Regions from separate parts of the Homo sapiens genome. Here region 1 is linked to region 2. Evidence: chromatin loops called from intact Hi-C (ENCODE). Cell type or tissue: tibial artery. All regions are shown on one strand. Links, peaks and the distances in the headings refer to the core of each region. The heading gives the core; the rest is flanking DNA.

Evidence for each region. A loop is a pair of places that touch in the nucleus more often than their neighbours do. Peaks named below come from ENCODE experiments on the same cell type or tissue, not always from the same donor. Only the 100,000 strongest peaks of a DNase experiment are listed, where the experiment ranks them.
Region 1: a loop joins it to region 2, with 17 times the contacts of the local background. A loop is called at or near these places in 42 of 110 quality-filtered maps.

Annotation. Positions count from the first base shown.
Region 1 is chr22:25,114,850-25,124,154 of GRCh38, forward strand. The region is part of intron 6 of KIAA1671; the gene reads left to right. Among named protein-coding and RNA genes, the nearest start is that of KIAA1671-AS1, 6.8 kb to the left of the region's middle. RefSeq lists an enhancer at 8,984-9,153. In tibial artery, for the core only: no CTCF peak of the experiment used is centred there; a DNase peak (open chromatin) is centred at 5,389; H3K27ac peaks cover 1,772 bases.
Region 2 is chr22:25,181,350-25,190,654 of GRCh38, forward strand. It overlaps KIAA1671, which reads left to right. Exons shown (of 13, transcript NM_001145206.2): 10 at 350-474; 11 at 3,628-3,770. Among named protein-coding and RNA genes, the nearest start is that of CRYBB3, 14 kb to the right of the region's middle. RefSeq lists an enhancer at 6,282-6,451. In tibial artery, for the core only: no CTCF peak of the experiment used is centred there; no DNase peak of the experiment used is centred there; H3K27ac peaks cover 1,577 bases.

The DNA.
Region 1 (9,305 bases), core at 371-8,370, 67 kb before region 2:
ACAGCAGTATCCGTGGCTGGGGCTGGGAGGGGGCAGGATTTTAGTCTTTCTGACCTTGTACATGATTTATCTAAATAATCCATTCATTTCATCCTGGTTCCTGCCTCCGGCTTGTATTTACTCAGAGCAGTGTAGAAGAATCTATTGCGGGCACAAAATAACCCTCAAAGGCGTGCCCTGAAATGTTTTCTAAAGCCAGCCTTGAAGTAATTTGCTAATGGCCTGCCTGCTTCTGTGTCCAAGGGATAAAAGGGGGAAAGAGGGAAAACAAATGCTTTGTCTCTGAGCCACAAAGGCAGGAAGAGGCACGTTTATGCTGCACTCCCATGTGAGCCTGAGAAACACGCCTGGTACTCCAGGTTTAGCCGAGGAGACAAGGTGGACTCCAGTTAGAGGCCAGACAGAAAATTCCAGAACCCAGGAACAATGGCAGTGGCACAGGGGCCAAGACTGGAATAAAAGCGGGAAGTGGGGGGTCTCTGAGGCCATGGGGTGCCGCACCAAGGAGGGCTTTGGAGTCAGACAGACTTAGGCCTGAGTCTCAACTCACCACGTGCAAACTGAGTGACCTTGGGCAGCTTAAATCACCTCTTGCAGCCTCAGTGCCCTCATCTGAAACATGGAGATTCAGCTGGGACTTGTCTGGTGGGTGGTTCAATGGGACAGAGTGGACTAAGAGCAAGCATAGCCCTGGCATGCAGGAGGTGCTGAATAAATGTTCGTTCCACGTTGCTTTTTGGGGGGCTCAGACTGTAATGTGAGTCCTACCTTCCTAGAAGGCTAGACTGGTGCCTCAGGGAAGCAGAGTAAGAGCCTGATCAACCTGTGTTTGTATTTACTGTGTGCAGGGCTCCATGCTAAGCATCAGGTGCATATAACTTGCATGTCTTCATTAATTCACTCATATTTTCATTCAACCAGTATTTATTTTTATTTATTTATTTAGAGACAGAGCCTCACTTTGTCACCCAGGCTGGAGTGCAGTGGCACAGTCTCGGCTCACTGCAACCTCCACCTCCCAGGTTCAAGTGATTCTCCTGCCTCAGCCTCCCCAGTAGCTGGGATTACAGGTGCCCTCCACAACACTGGCTAATTTTTGTATTTTTAGTAGAGACAGGGTTTCACCATGATGACCAGGCTGGTCTCGAACTCCTGACCTCAAGTGATCCACCCGCTTCAACCTCCTAAAGTGCTGGGATTACAGGCATGAGCCACTGTGCCCAGCCTATTTTCATTTACTTATTTTGAAGACAAGGTCTTGCCCTGTCACTGGAGCTGGAGTGGAGTGGCACGATCATAGCTCACCACAGCCTCGATACCCTGCGTTCAAGCCATCCTCTCACCTCTGGAATAGCTGGGACTACAGGCATGTGCCACCACACCCAGCCATTTTTTTTCTTTTGTGTAGAGACAGGGTCCTGCTATGTTGCCCAGGCTGGTCTTGAGCTCCTGGCCTCAAGTGATCCTCCCACCTCAGCCTCCCAAAGTGTGGGGATTGCAAGCATGAGCCACTGTACCCCACCCCCTCCACCAGTATGTATGTATGTATGTATGTATGTATGTATGTATGTATGTATGTATGTACGTATTGAGATGGAGTCTTGCTCTGTCCCCTAGGCTGGAGTGCAATGGTGCAGTCTTGGCTCACTGCAACCTCCGCCTCCTGGGTTCAAGCAATTCTCCTGCCTCAGCCTCCTGAGTAGCTGGGACTGCAGGCGTGTTCCACCACACCCGGCTAATTTTTGTATTTTTAGTAGAGACAGGGTTTCACCATGTTGGCCAGGCTGGTCTCGAACTCTGGCCTCAGGTGATCCACCCACCTCAGCCTCCCAAAGTGCTGAGATTACAGGTGTGAGCCACCACACCTGGCCCCCTCAGTCAGTATTTACTGAGTATCTACCACAACTCTGGTGCAGGAGAAATGGCTGTGAACGAAAGAGACAAAACTCCTGCCTTCACAGAGCTGCCTTCTAGTGAGGCTGATAATAAAACACATCAGAATGTAAATATGTCATATATGTGCTGAAAATGAGAGAACTATCTTAAAATATCAAGGGTCTGTCTTTAACCTCAAACTATTGCTGTATATTAGAGTTTCTCAGCCTCAGCTCTAATGATATATTGGGCTACATAATTGTTTATGGCTGTGGGGGGTAAGGGGTAGAGTCTGTGCATTGTAAGCTTATCCCTGGTTCCTACCCACTAGAAGCCAGTAGCATCCCACAGTTGTGACAACCAAAAATATCCAGACATTGCCAAGTCTCTTGGGGGCAGAATCACAATGCCCCCTCCCAGCCCCCATCCAGGTTTGAGAACACTGTCGTATATAATGTGGTGTGGGGCACAATAATTGTAGCTGGGGTATATTCTCCCAGTGACTTAAATATGGGGAGAAGGGCAGGGATCCCACATCCATGAGCCTCTCCTGCTTGCCAGGAACCACACAGCTGCCCCTGTGGGGTATAGCCCCATACTTTGTGAATGGAGAAATCTGAAGCACAGAGAGGGGAAGTCACAGGACTGGGGATCCATGAAGTGGGGACTCCATCCAGCATGTGTCGGCCTTGCTGGGAGCATGACCACACCCTGCACTGGGGATTCACTATTAAACATCGGCCCCAGAGCTGAGCGTTCAGTCCTCCAGCCCAAGGCCGAGTGGGAGTATTTGCTTCTGTGTTAATTATGGACTGTAATGGAGGCTTAAAATATTCAGCAGGGCTCAGCATCTCCCCCAACCACACACACACACACACACACACACACACACACACACACACACACACACACAGACACACTGCTTCAGCAAGTGGGGGAGAATTGCAAGGAAAGGATGTATAGAACTCCTGCCTTCAGAAGCTGCATTTCAGCCCCATCTCCATCAGTACTCTCTCCCTACTGGGGTCCTCCGGCTCTGTAACAAATTACCACAAACTTGGTGGCTTAAATTAATATAACTTCATCTCTCACAGTTCCGGAGTCCAGAAGTCCAAAATCAAAATGTCAGCAGTCGGCCGGGTGTGGTGACTCACCTGTAATCCCAGCACTTTGGGAGGCCGAGGCGGGCGGATCACCTGAGATCGGGAGTTCAAGACCAGCTTGACCAACATGGAGAAACCCCATCTCTACTAAAAATACAAAATTAGCCCAGTGTGGTGACGCATGCCTGTAATCCCAGCTACTCAGGAGGCTGAGGCAGGAGAATTGCTTGAACCCGGGAGGTGGAGGTTGCAGTGAGTCGAGATCACACCATTGCACTCCAGCCTGGGCAACAAGAATGCAACTCTGTCTCAAAAAAAAAAAAAAAAAAAAAAATGTCAGCAGTCAACGCCTCCCTCCAGAGGCTCTAGGGGAGCATCCTTTCTCACCTCTTCCAGCTTCTGGTGGTTCCAGGCATTCTTTGGCTTGTGGCCACATCACCCCAATCTCTGCCTCTATCTTCATGTCACTATCTCCTCTTCTCTGTCATCTCCTTTCCTGTCTCTGGTAAGGACACTTGTCCCTGAACATGGGAGCCTCCTGGATTACCTAGGATGATCTCACCTAGGATGATCACCTCAACCTCCCAAGTAGCTGGGACTACAGGTGTACACCACCACACCTACCTAATTTTTTTGTATTTTTAATAGAGACAGAGTTTTACCTTGTTGCCCAAGGTAGTCTCAAACTTCTGGGCTCAAGGGATCCACCTACTTCAGCCTCCCAAAGTGCTGGGATTACAGACGTGAGACACTGCATCCAGCCAACGTATCTTTTTAGGGGCCACTGTCAGCCCCCCACACACTCCCCACAGCTTACACTCTGGCCCCTCCCATCCAGTCCATTCTCCTCCCAACAACCCAAGAGATCAGGTCATTCCCCTGCCTCACCCCAGACTTAGATGCCCAGTTTTCCTGTGCGACCTGGCCCTGCCTCCCTGCTAACATCAGCTCCTACCTCTGTCCTTTATGCTCACTCTGACCTTGCCCCTCTGACCTCCTGCTCTTCGTCAGTCACCCCCTGCTCCTTCCAGACGCCAGGACTTTGCCATCACCATTCCCTCTGCTGAAATGCCCTTGCCCTCTCTTCACCTCTGCAGAGAGGCTTCCCGACGTTCCAGGCTGTGGTGAACTCCCTGCGTTTCCCTGCACCCATCCTACATTTCTTCCTGGGACCTATCTCATTCTATACTTATTTCATGTCACTTGTTCCCTGGTTTATTCTCTGACTCCTCTACTAGGATGTAAGGTCCATGAGGGCCAGGGCTTTGGCCGTCCTGGTTCACCTTGATATTGCCAGTACCCAGAACAGTGGCTAGGAGCTCACAGAGTATCTGCCTTCCTGAAATCCACTGTCCTTCATTCTTGTGTCCACCCTGTGACACCACCTCCATATTATAGATGGGTAAACTGAGGCCTGGAGAGGATAAGTGACACAGCCCTGGTGTACACCTCTTAAGAGATGACAAGAAGTGTACGGCCACATCACCCTGAATGCTCCCAGTCTCATCTGATCTCAGAGTTGACGCCAGGATTCTAGTCCAGGGAGGCCTGGAGTTCTTTCCCTGTAGAGGGCAGGATGGAAAATCTGAAGTATAATGGTAATAAAAACCACTCATTCATTCATTAGGAATTTTTAATTGAGTACCTGTTTTGTACCAGATACTGTGCTCAGTAGAGGAGAAAACAGGCAGGGTCTTTGCCCTCATGGGACTCATAGGAGCAGGGAGACACATTAAACAATTAAGTAAACCAATGAATGAACAAAGAAAGTACTCTCAGATAATGGTGAGGGCTCTGAAGAAAATGTAACAGGGCATGGGGACCCATGGGAGTGTATTTTAGGAACAGTGGTCAGGAAAGTCTTCTCAGGAGGTGACATTGGAGCAGAGACCTGCATGAGTGAGGGGATGAGCCCCAGAAAGTTTGGAGGGACATTGGGACAGCAGGAAAGGCAGTGCAAAGGCCCTGAGGCAGGTTCGTGCCTGGTGTGTTTGAGGAGCAGCAAGGAGCCCAGAGTGACTGGAGCAGCACAAGTCAGTGGGAGAGGTGAGCTCAGAGAGGTGGGCCAGGGGCCAGGCCGGATAGGGCCAGGGAGGGGGATTCTGATAGGATGTCAGATTTTAGCATTGGAGGGTACTGAGCAAGGGAGAGCTATATCTGTGCCTCTGTGTGGAGTGTTGGAAGAGAAGAACAGAATAACAACTCTAGCTACCACTTCTTGAGTGCCTGCTGTGTGCCAGGCACAGGTTGTTACTAATACATTTCTCCTGGAGATCTGGGCTTCAAAGAACTGGGGTCCAGCTGCTGTGTGCCCTTCCCCCATCTCCCACTGCCTGTGCCAACTGCCAACTGCCACCTGCTACGTCATGTCTAGAGCCCTGCCAGGTGCCCTGGTCTCGGGCTGCACCTTGGGGTTTGGATTCAAGGGGTTAGACTTAAAGCCAGCCCCAAAGGCCAGCATGATGTCACTTCATTCTCTGCTACAGTGTCGCCAGGCAGGCAGGACAGGCTGCTTTCTTTTTGGCTGGCCTCACCCAATTTCAGGTCTCCTTTCACCCTCCTGGCAGCAGAATGATGTCACCCAGAGAACAATGGTTCCTTTATAGATCTAGCCTGGGCCAAAGTCTGGGTCTCAGAGTAGGAGCCTCTGGGAGAGACCTGGAGTGAATGGAGGGGCAGAACAGAGGGCTTGGGTGCTCCACAGGGATCTGCTTTTGTTAAGTAATGTTAATCTCCTTTCCTGTCTCCCCAACCAACAAAATACGGTGTGCTCAATGTATTCTTGGAACATATAGAAAAATGTAAAGAAAACAAAGCCCACCCATTCTCCTAACATCACATTGATGAAAACCACTCCTAGCATTGGAATGCATTTCCTTCTTGTCTTTTTCCCCCCTCTTCCAAACAAAATTGCCAACCCTCTTTCTCTTTATATCCTTTAAAAAATGTGAAAGTTTTGTATGTCTTTATGACACTTTTAATGCCCTTGCAACATTTGTGTGCTCCATAATTTATTAACCTGTCTGGCTGGACATTTGGGTAATTTCCCGTTCTGGGCTACCAGGAGTGACCCTGCAGGGGCGGGGCCTGCATGTGTACTTCTTCATCTGGATTTCTGAGAGGTCCCCGAGGTTTAAGTAAGCTCACGTTGCTTTCTGTGATCAGAAGGCCCCTTTGTTACTCTCACTTTTCTCTCCCTCTCCCTGCGTTTTCTAATCTCAGATGTTTTGTTCAGACAAATGCTTCTTGCTTCCTCATCAGGAAGTCAGAAATTTCAGGAAGGAAATCTGGATTGATACGCATCACAGGGAGTGTTACGTTTTCGGATTTCATGAAGAATGGAGTCTTTAGTTGGCCGGGCGCGGTGGCTCACGCCTGTAGTCCCAGCACTTTGGGAGGCCGAGGCGGGCGGATCACAAGGTCAGGAGATTGAGACCATCCTGGCTAACACGGTGAAAACCTATCTCTACTAAAAATACAAAAAATTAGCTGGGCAAGGTGGTGGGCGCCTGTAGTCCCAGCTGCTCGGGAGGCTGAGGCAGGAGAAGGGCATGAACCTGGGGGGCGGAGCCTGCAGTGAGCCAAGATCACGCCACTGCACTCCAGCCTGGGCGACAGAGTGAGACTCCATCTCAAAAAAAAAAAAAAAAAGAGAATGGAGTCTTTAGCAAGAGAAGTCCTTACAAGAGAAATAACAGATTAGTTGTAATGGTGTGCTGGTAAAATGTTTAACAACCCCGTCTTCTTGGGGAAAAAGCTTTGATTGGTAGCATTTGCGCAATTTGGTGGTATAAATACTCCCACCATAGCCAATTGTAAGCTTCTAACTAGTTTTCACTAAACACAAAGTTGGGGAAAGATGGGCAGTAGATTACTGTTCTTTAGTATTTTTACCACACAGATATAATAGACATAAGTGACGGCAAGCCCGTGGAAAATAATAAAATGTAGCAAAGTAATTAGGAAGTGATGAGATGGGAATATTTATTACTTTTGCTTTTAATGTGATTTCTTTAATTGTAAGTTTAGATCGTTTAATCTTCAGTAATGGCTGTGTTTAATACCTGGCTCCTGAAAATTGCAGTTGTCCCTCAGGGGCCAGGACAAGCCAGCTCCAGTATACGCAGCTGGTTAAGAGAGTGAATTGTGGGATCTGGGAGTTGTGAGTTTGAATCCTGGTTCTGCGTCTCCCTTGCTATGTGGCTTTGGGTAGTTTTCCTACTTTTTTAAAGCCTCAGTTTCCTCTTCTGTAAAATGAGGCCAATAATATTATTCCCCCACAATTGCAGTATGTGGAACTGCAGCACAACGCTTGGTGCATAATAGTGAGGTAGGAAGTGGGACTCGACTCCAGAGGCGGGGCTCGGGCACCGGACCACATTGAGGACTAGCTAAAACAGAACCAGGGCAGAAGCAGCTTTCCAATCAGACACGCTTACCAGTGTGACATGTCGGTTTACCATTGATTGCCATGGTAACACCTGGGAGTTACTGTCCCTTTCCCATTGATTGCCATGGTAACACCTGGGAGTTACTGTCCCTTTCCATGGCAATGACCCAATGACCCAAAAGTTACTACCCTTTCCCTAGAGATTTCTGCATAAACTGCCCCTTAGTCTACATGTTATTAAAAGTGGGTATAAATGTGACTACAAAACTGCCCTGAGCTGCCACTCTCTGCCTGTGGGATAGCCCTGCTCTGCTGGGGCTGTCACGGAGCTGGAACACTGCCACTTCAATAAAGCTGTTTTCTTCCATCTCAGCTTGCCCTTGAATTCTTTCTTGGACAAAGCCAAGAACCCTCATGGACTAAGCCCCACTTTGCCTGTCCTGTATCAGTAGGATCTCAGTGAACAGTCATTATTGGCCGGTTGCAGTGGCTCACGCCCATAATCCCAGCACTTTGGGAGGCCGAGGCGGGCCGATCACGAGGTCAGGAGATCGAGACCATCCTGGCTAACATGGTGAAACCCCGTCTCTACTAAAAACACAAAAACATTAGCCAGGCGTGATGGTGGGCGCCTGTAGTCCCAGCTACTCAGGAGGCTGAGGCAGGAGAATGGTGTGAACCCGGGAGACAGAGCTTGCAGTGAGCTGAGATCGCGCCACTGCACACCAGCCGGGGCGACAGAGCAAGACTCCATCTCACAAAAAAAACAAAAACAGTCATTATCATCATCACCATTGTTATCTGATCAGAGCTTAATAGTTGGCAAGGCACAGTCAAACATGATAGCCTCTAAGGTGGTCCTCTCAGTGATTCTTGCCTTCAGTTATTCACACTGTTGTGAAGTCCCCTTCTATGCTGTACTGGGTTGGTCAGTGTGACCAACAGAATACATGGCATCACTTCTGAGATGAGGTTTTTTTTTTTTTTTTTTTTTTTTGAGATGGAGTCTTGCTCTGTCGCCCAGGCTGGAGTGCAATGACGCAATCTCGGCTCACTGCAACCACCCCTTCCTGGGTTCAAGTGATTTTCCTGCCTGGGGACAGTAGCTGGGATTACAGGTACGTGCCAACACACCTGGCTAATTTTTTGTTTTTTCAGTAGAAATGGGGTTTCATCGTGTTAACCAGGATGGTCTCGATTTCCTGACCTTGTGATCCACCCGCCTTGGCCTCCCAAAGTGCTGGGATTACAGGCGTGAGCTACCGTGCCCGGCTGAGATGAGGTTTCAAAAGACACTGCAGCTTCCCTCTTGATCACTCCCTTTCTTGGAGCTTTCACTCTGGGGAAAGCTGCTGTGTCTTGAGGACCCTCAAGCAGCCCTGTAGAGAGGCCCATATGGTGAGGAACTGAAGCCTCCAGTCCACCACCAGCAAGGAACTGAAATCTGGCACACAGGTGAGCTTGGAAGCAGATCTTCCAGCCTGCAGGTGAAACTGCACCTCTGGCCAACAGCTTGACTCCAAACTCATGAGATACCCTGAGCCAGGACCATTCACTGAAATCCTTCCTAGATCCCTGGCTTCCAGAAACGGTGTGAGATAATAAATGTTTGTTGTTTCCACCCACTGAGTTGTGGGGCTATTTGTTACGCAGCCAGAGATAACTAGTACACATTTCTTCTCACTTACGCTTGTGGAAATAGTCCAAGGATGGCCAGGGAGTATTATTTAATGCCTTGTCTTGCAGATGAGTAAATTGAGGTGGGAAGACCTGCCCATGGTCTGTAATGTGTAGGTGTTGGTATTCCCAGTGGATACCTTTCTTGTCTCATGTGTTCTTGCCCATAAAGGAGGCTGGCTGCTCAGCCAGCCTGGGGTCAGGCTCCCAGGGGCTTTTGAGCAGCTCACCCTTTTAGGAGTTGGCATGAATCTCCCAGC
Region 2 (9,305 bases), core at 467-8,466:
TGTTGGCTGAAAGCATTCCTATCTACTTTCCTGCCTCTGCCAAAGATTTCCTTCTATTCCCTGACTTGGAATGAGCCAAGGGCCCAGGAGATGGGTTTGCCTCTGTCCTCCCGCAAAAGAAAACCTACTCTGCCTGTTGTCAGTATCTTCTGGCAAGAAGCAGAGTTGTGAGAAGAGAGAGCATGAAAGCAGGCACCTTGGTGGTCCTCATCTGTAAAATGGGCCATAGCGTCTTCTGTGCAGGTCTGATGTGAGCATTGCATGAGATACTGTGTGCAAATTATCTGGCATGTAGGACCTCAATACATGGCAGCTGCTGATGAATTCAGTGCCCTTTTCTTTGCAACAGAGGAGAAATCACCCAGGAAGGAGGAGTCGGATGAGGAGGAGACGGCATCCAAAGCTGAGAGGACCCCTGTCAGCCATCCTCAGAGGATGCCTGCGTTTCCAGGCATGGATCCGGCAGTGCTAAAGGTACCAGACCTCTCACCAAGAGTCACCTGGTGGGCATGATCCTCAACCTTAGCAGTGTAAAGAATAGATTCCGGCTGGGTGCAGTGGCTCACGCCTGTAATCCCAGCACTTTGGGAGGCCGAGTTGGGCGGATCACGAGATCAGGAGATCGAGACCATCCTGGATAACATGGTGAAACCCCGTCTCTACTAAAAAATAGAAAAAAATTAGCCGGGCGTGGTGGCGGGCGCCTGTAGTCCCAGCTACCTGGGAGGCTGAGGCAGGAGAATGGCTTGAACCTGGGAGGCGGAGCTTGCAGTAAGCCGAGATTGCGCCACGGCACTCCAGCCTGGGCGACAGAGCGGGACTCCATCTCAAAAAAAAAACAAAAAACAAACATATTCCTTCCTTCCGTCCTTCCTTCCTTTCTTCCTCCCTCCCTGTCTTCCTCCTTCCTTTTGTCCCTTCTTCCTCCCTCCCTTCCTACCTCTTTCTCTTTCCTCCCTCCCTTTCTCCTTCCTTTTCTCTTCTTTCTTTCCTCCCTCCCTTTCTCTTCTTTCTTTCCTCCCTCCCTTTCTCTTTTCTTCCTTCCTTCCTTTTTTGTCCATCCTTTTTTATCCTTCTTTTTTTCCTTCCTTCTCCTTCCTTCATTCCTTCCATTTTTGAAATAGTTTAAGTTTCAAACGGAGTTGCAAAAATAACTCAGGGAGTTTCTCCATACCCTTCACTCAGCTTCACCCACATGATAGTATTTCACATGACCATAGCACATTGGCAAAATTAGGAAATTGGCTTCTACCATTAACAATACTACCAACTTACTTGGCTTTCACCAGTGGCCCTGTGTTGCTTAATCTCCACTTTCTGACTCTCCTCCGCCCCCAAACCTGCTGCTCTGGTGTCATAGCTAAGCCTTGGTTTGCTTATCTGTAAAGTGGGCTGAGAATCCAACTGGTGACGCTCACCAGTGCTGAACATCAGGGAAGCAGGAGTGAACAAACCCAGGCTCCTGAAGCCCTTGAGGAATCCGGTCTGCTGTGGAAGGCAGGCACAGAAAATGATCATTTCAGTACCAGATGACACAGGAAGCCAGTGCTGGAACCAAGTCCCAGTCTCCCAAATTGCACCAGAATGCCAACTGTATTATGCAATGCTGAGGGAAAGGCTGAGCTGCCTCCCTCCTCCCCACGTCCAGCTCTCACAAGTGTCTCTCATAGTCCTGGAACCAAATGGCACTTAATTTGGGTGAGGAAAGAGGCCCTTTTGCCCCCCTGTTTCAGACATCATGTGCTTGCAAACTCACTTTATGCTCCAGCAACCTTGCAAAAGGTAGCTCTTCGTTCCCCTTTTATTGAAGAAGAAATGAAGGCAGACAAGCCTGAATTGTTGGTGGAATTTCTCAACTCTGTGTATGCCATGCAGGCCACACAATCCCCATGTGGGAGCGCCGTGACTCTGTTGCTCCTTTAGTAGACGGAAGTTTTGCTTTTCTGTCATTTCTTCCACGAATAGAAAATCAGTCAGTAGTGGATGCGTGCTTGTGTCTGTAATTGATTTTACAGGCCCTTACAGTGTGAACATCTTTCAGTCACTAGAACTAGGTTAGAGGTTTTCTGACTTTCTTTCCCTCCCTCCCTCCCTCCCTCCCTCCCTCCCTCCCTCTCTTCCTTCCTTCCTTTCTCTTTCTCCTTCCTTCCTTCCTTCCTTGTTCTCTCCTTCCTTCCTTCCTTCTTCTTTTTTTGTTTTTTGAGACAGTCTCTCTGTCACCCAGGCTAGAGTGCAGTGGTGTGATCCACTGCAAGCTCCGCCTCCCGGGTTCAAGCGATTCTCCTGCCTCAGCCTCCCGAGTAGCTGGGACTACAGGCGCCGGCCACCATGCCTGGCTAATTTTTTGTATTTTTAGTAGAAACGGGGTTTCACCATGTTAGTAAGGATGGTCTCAATCTCCTGACCTCCTGATCCGCCTGCCTCGGCCTCCCAAAGTGCTGGGATTACAGGCGTGAGCCACCGCATCTGGCCTTCCTCCCTCCCTCCCTCCCATCCTTCCTTCCTTCCTTCCCTCATTTTCTTTCTTGCCACAAAGCAAATGATCTTATAAGGTAGCCTAACGCAGGAGGCAGACAGCCACAGGCCCTGGGTGTAGGTGAGATGGAGGCCCTGGGGCTCCCATGTGGATGCACCGAGTAACTGCTGAGGCAGATCTTGGGATTCCAGAACACAGCTCCAGTCCACTGTGCTCTGTGAAAACGGGGCTCTGGCCATTCATTCATCAGTGTTAGCTTAAACTTCAATCTCTACCACAGCAGTGCTAGGCGATTATTAACAACCAGGGGAGGTTGCAGGGCTTGTCCTGGAAAGAACCCTGGAGTTGGGCTGCGGGCAGACCCGGTGTGAATCCCAGTTCATAAAAGCTGTGTGACTTCGGGCTAGACCTTTGAGCTTTGGGCTCTCTCGCCCTGTAAAATGGGGAAAGCCAGGATCTGCCCTAAAAGAATCATACACACATGGAACGAACTCACATTTGTCATATTTCTTGAGCCTGGTAGAGCAAAAGTGATGGGTGATCAGTGCACAGAAGCTATCAGTGGACAATGGTAATGACTGCTGTTGCTGGGGGCTGACCCAACACGGCCTGGGAGAGAGAAGCCACTTGCCACCACTCACACCTCAGGTCCCGCAAGGGAACTTTATGCACACCATTGTATTCCATTCCCAACATGCCCTCCAAAAATGGGTGGATATTTGCCCTCCGGTTTTCTTATGGGACTCTAATAGACTGTCGAAAACTTCATTTTATTTACATGGCTCCAGGAGTAAGGAACTGAACGGAGCTAAGCTGCAGCTGTTGGATGGAGGGAGCTGCTCTCTCCATGTAGAGTTCTCAGGGTGGCATGCCGTGTGCTGAGCACACTACAAATGGTGGCTTTTCAGCAAAAGAGAATGTGATTATGTGGGGTTTGGGTGGTGATTCGATCTTGGGGGTCGAGGGTGGCTGCTTGGAATGCCAGACTGACATCTGACTTTTCTCAGCCCCCATGTTTCCTGTCTGGGTTTATTCCGATTCAGGGGGCCCCGAGTGTTTGCAGAAGGCTCATTGTACCTGACATTTGCATGGGAGGGGGCCCTTCCCCAGACAAAGGGCAGCTTATAGACTCAGCTCTCTTTTCTCCCCAGGCTCAGCTGCACAAGAGGCCAGAGGTGGACAGTCCTGGCGAGACCCCCAGCTGGGCACCCCAACCCAAGAGCCCCAAGTCCCCCTTCCAGCCTGGGGTGCTGGGCAGTCGCGTGCTGCCTTCCAGCATGGACAAGGATGAGAGGTGAGGGGTCTTGGGGAATGGGGGTCCCTCTCCTTCCAAACTCAGGCTATACTTCTAGAGAGGTGCTCGCATAGGTTTTAGAGCTGAATAGAAGAGAGTTACAACTTTTTAATTTTCTCTAGCAGCAGAAGCTTTGTTCATGAGAATTCTCAATACTCAGATACCTAAAAAGTACAACAGAGGCCGGGGAAGGAGGCCAGGAATCAGGCCAGCTGGCCTCTCCTCTTCCCCGCCCACTGCCACCTGCTACATGGAACGCCAGGGCACCATTGCTGGAGAACTACTGATCTAGTTTAGCCCTCTCCAGACCGATGGGGAAACTGAGGCATTCTCCCTCCTCTTCCCCTTTGGGGAAGTATCTTTATTATCAGAGATCTGGAGGACCTGGGAAGGTGGATCAAAGGGCACGGCCAGGTTGAATGAGATCGGTTTCACTCCCTTCGTGGAACAGCTATCCCGATCCTGGGCTGTTCTGTGTAGAGACGAGCACAAAGCAGCTTCTGCCCCCCAAGAGGCTCTCAGGCTCTCAGAGGGGTGTTTCAGCAGCTGGAGGTGGAGGTTAAGAACAGGGGATCTAAGGTCACACAGCCAGGGTTTAATTCCACCATTGCTGCTTAAGAGCTGCATGATGTGGGAAAAGGTACTTGACCTCCTGAACCTCAGTTTCCTCAACTGTAAAGTGGGTTTTCTAACCTCCTAACCTTCCGAGGTGGTCATGAGGATGAAACAAGAGTGTGTCTAAAGCCCTGTGCCTGAGCCCTGGGATGTAGAAGTACTCAGTGAAGCAGAGTGGAAATCTTATCATGAGCACTGTTAATCCATGAAAGTTAGGGATTGTTCCTGATGCTAGAGTTGTAATGATAGTAAGTGCTGGTTGGATCAGAGCAAGAGTGGGTAAGCTATGGCCCACAGGCTAAATCCAGCCCACATCAGTTTTTGTAAGTAAGCTTTATTGGAACACAGCCACATGCATTCATTTATGTATTGTCCATAACTGCTTTAGTGCTACCACTGCAGAGTTAAGAAGTAGCACAGATGTCCCACAGCCCACAGAATCAGGAATATTTTACTCTCTGGCCCTTTCTCTGACCCCTGTGATGGAGGGAGGCAGGTGAAGGGCTCATAATGCACACTTGAGGATGGGCGGCAGAAAAGACTTCCAGCTGGGTGCAGTGGCTCACGTCTATAGTCCCAGGACTTTGGAAGGCAGAGGTGAGAGGATCACTTGAGGCCAGGGGTTGGAGTGCAGTGAGCTATGATTGCACCATTGCACTCCAGCCTGGACTAAAGAATGAGACCTTGTCACGAAAAATAAAAAAAGAAATAAAGAAAAAAAATTAGCTGGCTGTGGTGGTACATGCCTGTGGTCCCAGCTACTCCAGAGGTGGAAGTGGGAGGATCCCTTGAGCCCAGGAGATGGAGGCCATGATCGTGCCACCGCACTCCAGTCTGGGCAATGCAGTAAGTCCCTGCCTCTCTAATTAAAAAAAAGAAGCTTCCAAGAGAAGGAGATACTTGAACTGAATCATGGTGGACAATTGGGTCTTAGCTGGACCACGGGCAGTGAGAGGGGATCCCAGGCTAAAGCCACTGCACATGCAAAGGCCTGGAGGCCAGATGTACCTGGGAGCCTCAGGCAGTGTAAAATACATAGCGCAGAGTGGGCTGTGGGAACCAGAAGGTGAGACATTAGAGAAAGACAGGGCCATAGTTGAGACAGTGCCTCCCTGCTCTGGTAATGCCAGAATTCTGGCTCCAGAGTCAGTGGAGGGCTCCAGCATTTCTCTGTGGCTGGAGAAACCCCCAGACTAGGGCCTCAGAGGCACCTCTGGAGGCCTGGGCTTGTGTCACCACTATTAGGCAAAGCTTGGCTGAAGTCTGGAGTACCCTAGACCCCCATCTGCCCAGGGGGCCCTCTTCTTCCTCATTCCTAGGCTGGCAGGCATAGCAGTTGAAGGCCTGCCCCTAGACTCCAGAGTCACCTAATCTCTCACCCCCTCAGGTGCAGACCCCCACTGTACCACCAACAGGCCAGCATCTTTTCCGACCCCTCCAGGGCCACGGGTCTCAGGAGCTTTCTCTGAGAACAGAATCAGTCACGTCCTGTGTGCATGTGTGTTTGATTATAAAAGCAGTGACTGTAGAAAATACAAAAAGAATACAAAGGGGAAAAGAAAATCATCCACGATCCTACTGTGCAAAGACCATGACTGTTGATATCTGGGCATCTCTCCTTCCATTTTCTTTTTCTTTGTAATGTAGCTGAGATCACGACGTTTGCGTAGTTTGATTCCCCTGCTCCATGTTCCATATGAATGTTTTCCCGTGCCCATTTAACAATCTTCATAAACGTGATTTTTTTTTTCTTGAATAAAGTTTTAAACAATGGTGACTTTATTGTTTTTTGTTGTTTTTGAGACAGGGTCTCACTCTGTCACCCAGGCTGGAATGCAATGGCATGATTATAGCCTCGACCTCCCCAGTCTCAGGTGAATCCTCCCACCTCAGCCTCCATGAGTGGCTGGAACCATAGTTGTGTGCCACCATGACTGGCAAATTTTTGTATTTTTTTGTAGAGACAAGATTTCGCCATGTTGCCCAGGCCGGTCTCGAATTCCTGGATGATCCTCTGCCTCCCAAAGTGCTAGGATTACAGGCATGAGCTACCGTGCCTGGCCTGACTTTATTGTTTTTTATTAAAATGTTGTGTTCTCATTATAAGAAATTCTGAGAACACAGAAAACTGCTAAGAAGAAGGTTAAAAAATAAAAGTCAAAAGTAGTACCATGTAGATGGTGGCTACTCAGATGTATTCACTTTGAGAAAATTCATTGAGCTGTGCACATTTTGATTTGAGTACCTTTCTGTATGTGTTCTTCCATTTAAAAACGTTTGAACAGGCTGGGCATGGTGGCTCACACCTGTACTCCCAGCACTTTGGGAGGCTGAGGTGGGCGGATCACAAGATCAGGAGATCAAGACCATCCTGGCTAACGCAGTGAAACCCCATCTCTACTAAAAATACAAAAAAATTAGCCGGATGTGGTGGCGGGCGCCTGTAGTCCCAGCTACTCGGGAGGCTGAGGCAGGAGAATGGCGTGAACCCAGGAGGCAGAGCTTGCAGTAAGCCGAGATGGCGCCACTGCACTGCAGCCTGGGCGACAGAGAGAGACTCCGTCTCAAAACAAACAAACAAACAGTTTAAACAAATCTCACCTCCCCAAAACAATTATTGTTGACCTTTGATAAACAAAAGGCAGCTCTGTATGCTGTATGTCTTATGGGCATTGTATTGTTCAGAGTTCTCCAGAGAAACAGAGCCAATCGGGTGTGTGTGTGTGTGTGTGTGTGTGTGTGTGTGTGTGTGTGTGTGTAAATAATACAGTTGATCCCTGAACAAGGCAGAGATTAGGGGTACTGACTTCCTACTTAGTCAAAAATCTGCATGTAGCTTTTGACTTTCTAAAATTTAACTACTAATAGCCTAGTGTTGACCAGAAGCCTCACTCATAACCACATACGTATATTTTGTATGTTATATTTTATATATTCTTACAATAAAGTAAGCTAGAGGAAAGATGTTATTAAGAAAATCATAAGGAAGAGAAAATATATTTCCTGTTCATTAAGTGGAAGTGGATCATCATAAAGGTCTTCATCCTTCATCCTTATTGTTTTCCCATTGAGTAGGCTGAGGGGGAGGTGGAAGAGGAGGGATTGGTCTTGCTGCCTCAGGGGCGGCAGAGGCAGAAGAAAATCCAAGTGGACCCACACAGTTCAAACTGTGTTGTTCAAGGGTCAGCTGTATATACATGTACGTATATAGATATGTATGCACATGTAGACACACGTATGTATGTATAGAGATTGATTTTAAGGAATTGGCTCATGTGATTGTGGAGGCAGGCAAGTCCCAAATCTGCAGAGTAGACCAGCAGGCTGGGGATGTGAGGAAGTGTCGAAGTCCAAAAGGCTTCCCTCTTCTTCCTGGGAGGCCAGTCTTTTTCTTTTTTTTTTTTTTTTTTTGTTTTGTTTTTTTGTTTTTTTGTTTTGAGACGGATTCTTGCTCTGTCGCCCAGGCTGGAGTGCAGCAGAGCCATCTCCACTCACTGCAACCTCCGCCTCCTGGGTTCACACCATTCTCCTGCCTCCACACCATTCTCCTGCCTCAGCCTCCTGAGTAGCTGGGACTACAGGCACCCACCACCACACCCGGCTAATTTTTTTTTATTTTTAATAGAGACAGGGTTTCACCGTGTTAGCCGGGATGGTCTTGATCTCCTGACCTCGTGATCCGCCCAGCTCGGCCTCCCAAAGTGCAGGGATTACGGGCGTGAGCCACCGTGCCTGGCGAGGCCAGTCTTTTTCTATTCAGGCCTTCAACTGAGTAGATGAGGCCCTTTTATATCACGGAGGGTAGTCTGTGCTACTCAGCGCCTACTGATTTAAATGTTAACCTCATCTAAGAAAAAATATCTTTGCATAAACATCTAGAATAGTGTCTGACCAAATATCTGGGTACACATTAGGTTTAAGTTGATGCATAAAACTAACCATCACAGACACTTACCTGGATAGAGAGATGGAAGGATGAATAGCTATTTGCATGACAAATGGATGGATGGAAATAATTTTATATAGGACGAATTTTTTGTTTGTTTGTTTGCTTTTTGTGGAGAATGGGGTCTCACTGTGTTGCGTAGGCTGGTCTCAAACTCCTGGGCTCAAGCTATCCTCCTGCCTCTGCCTCCCTAAGTGTTGGAGTTACAGGCATGAGCCACTGTGTCCAACCAAGATAAATTTTTATAACTGCAGTTTATCTCATAGAACAGATATATCGTGATTTATTTCAGCGGTCCCCAACCTTTTTGGCACCATGGACCAGTTTTGTGAAAGACAATTTTTCCACAGACCAGGGGTATAGGGGGGTGGTTTTGTGATGATTCAAACACATTACATTCATTGTGTACTTTATTTCTATTATTATTACATTGTAATTAGAATGAAATAATTCTACAACTCACAGTAGACTCAGTGAGAACCCTGAGCTTGTTTTTCTGCAACTAGATGGTTCCATCTGGGGGTGACGGGAGACAGTGACAGATCATCAGGCATTAGATTCTCATGAGAAGCTCGCAACCTAGATCCCTTGCATGCACAGTTCACAATAGGGTTCACACTCCTATGAGAATCTAATGCTGCCGCTGCTCTGACAGGACGCAGAGATCAGGTGGAATGTGAGTGATGGAGCAGCTGTGAATACAGATGAAGCTTCGCTCACTCGCCCACCACTCACCACCTGCTGTGTGGCCTTGTTCCTAACAGGCCATGGACCAGTATCGGTCTGTGGCCCAGGGGGTTGGGGACCCCTGATTTATTTAATATTCCCCATTGTTGGACACTGTGGTTAATTTCTACTTCTTGCTTATCAGTCCCGTTAATATGGGCATCTTTACCACCTCTGAGTGCTTGCCCCAACCCCGCCTGGGCCCAGGGATAGACAGTCGGATACCACTCAGTCCTGCCCGCAAGGAG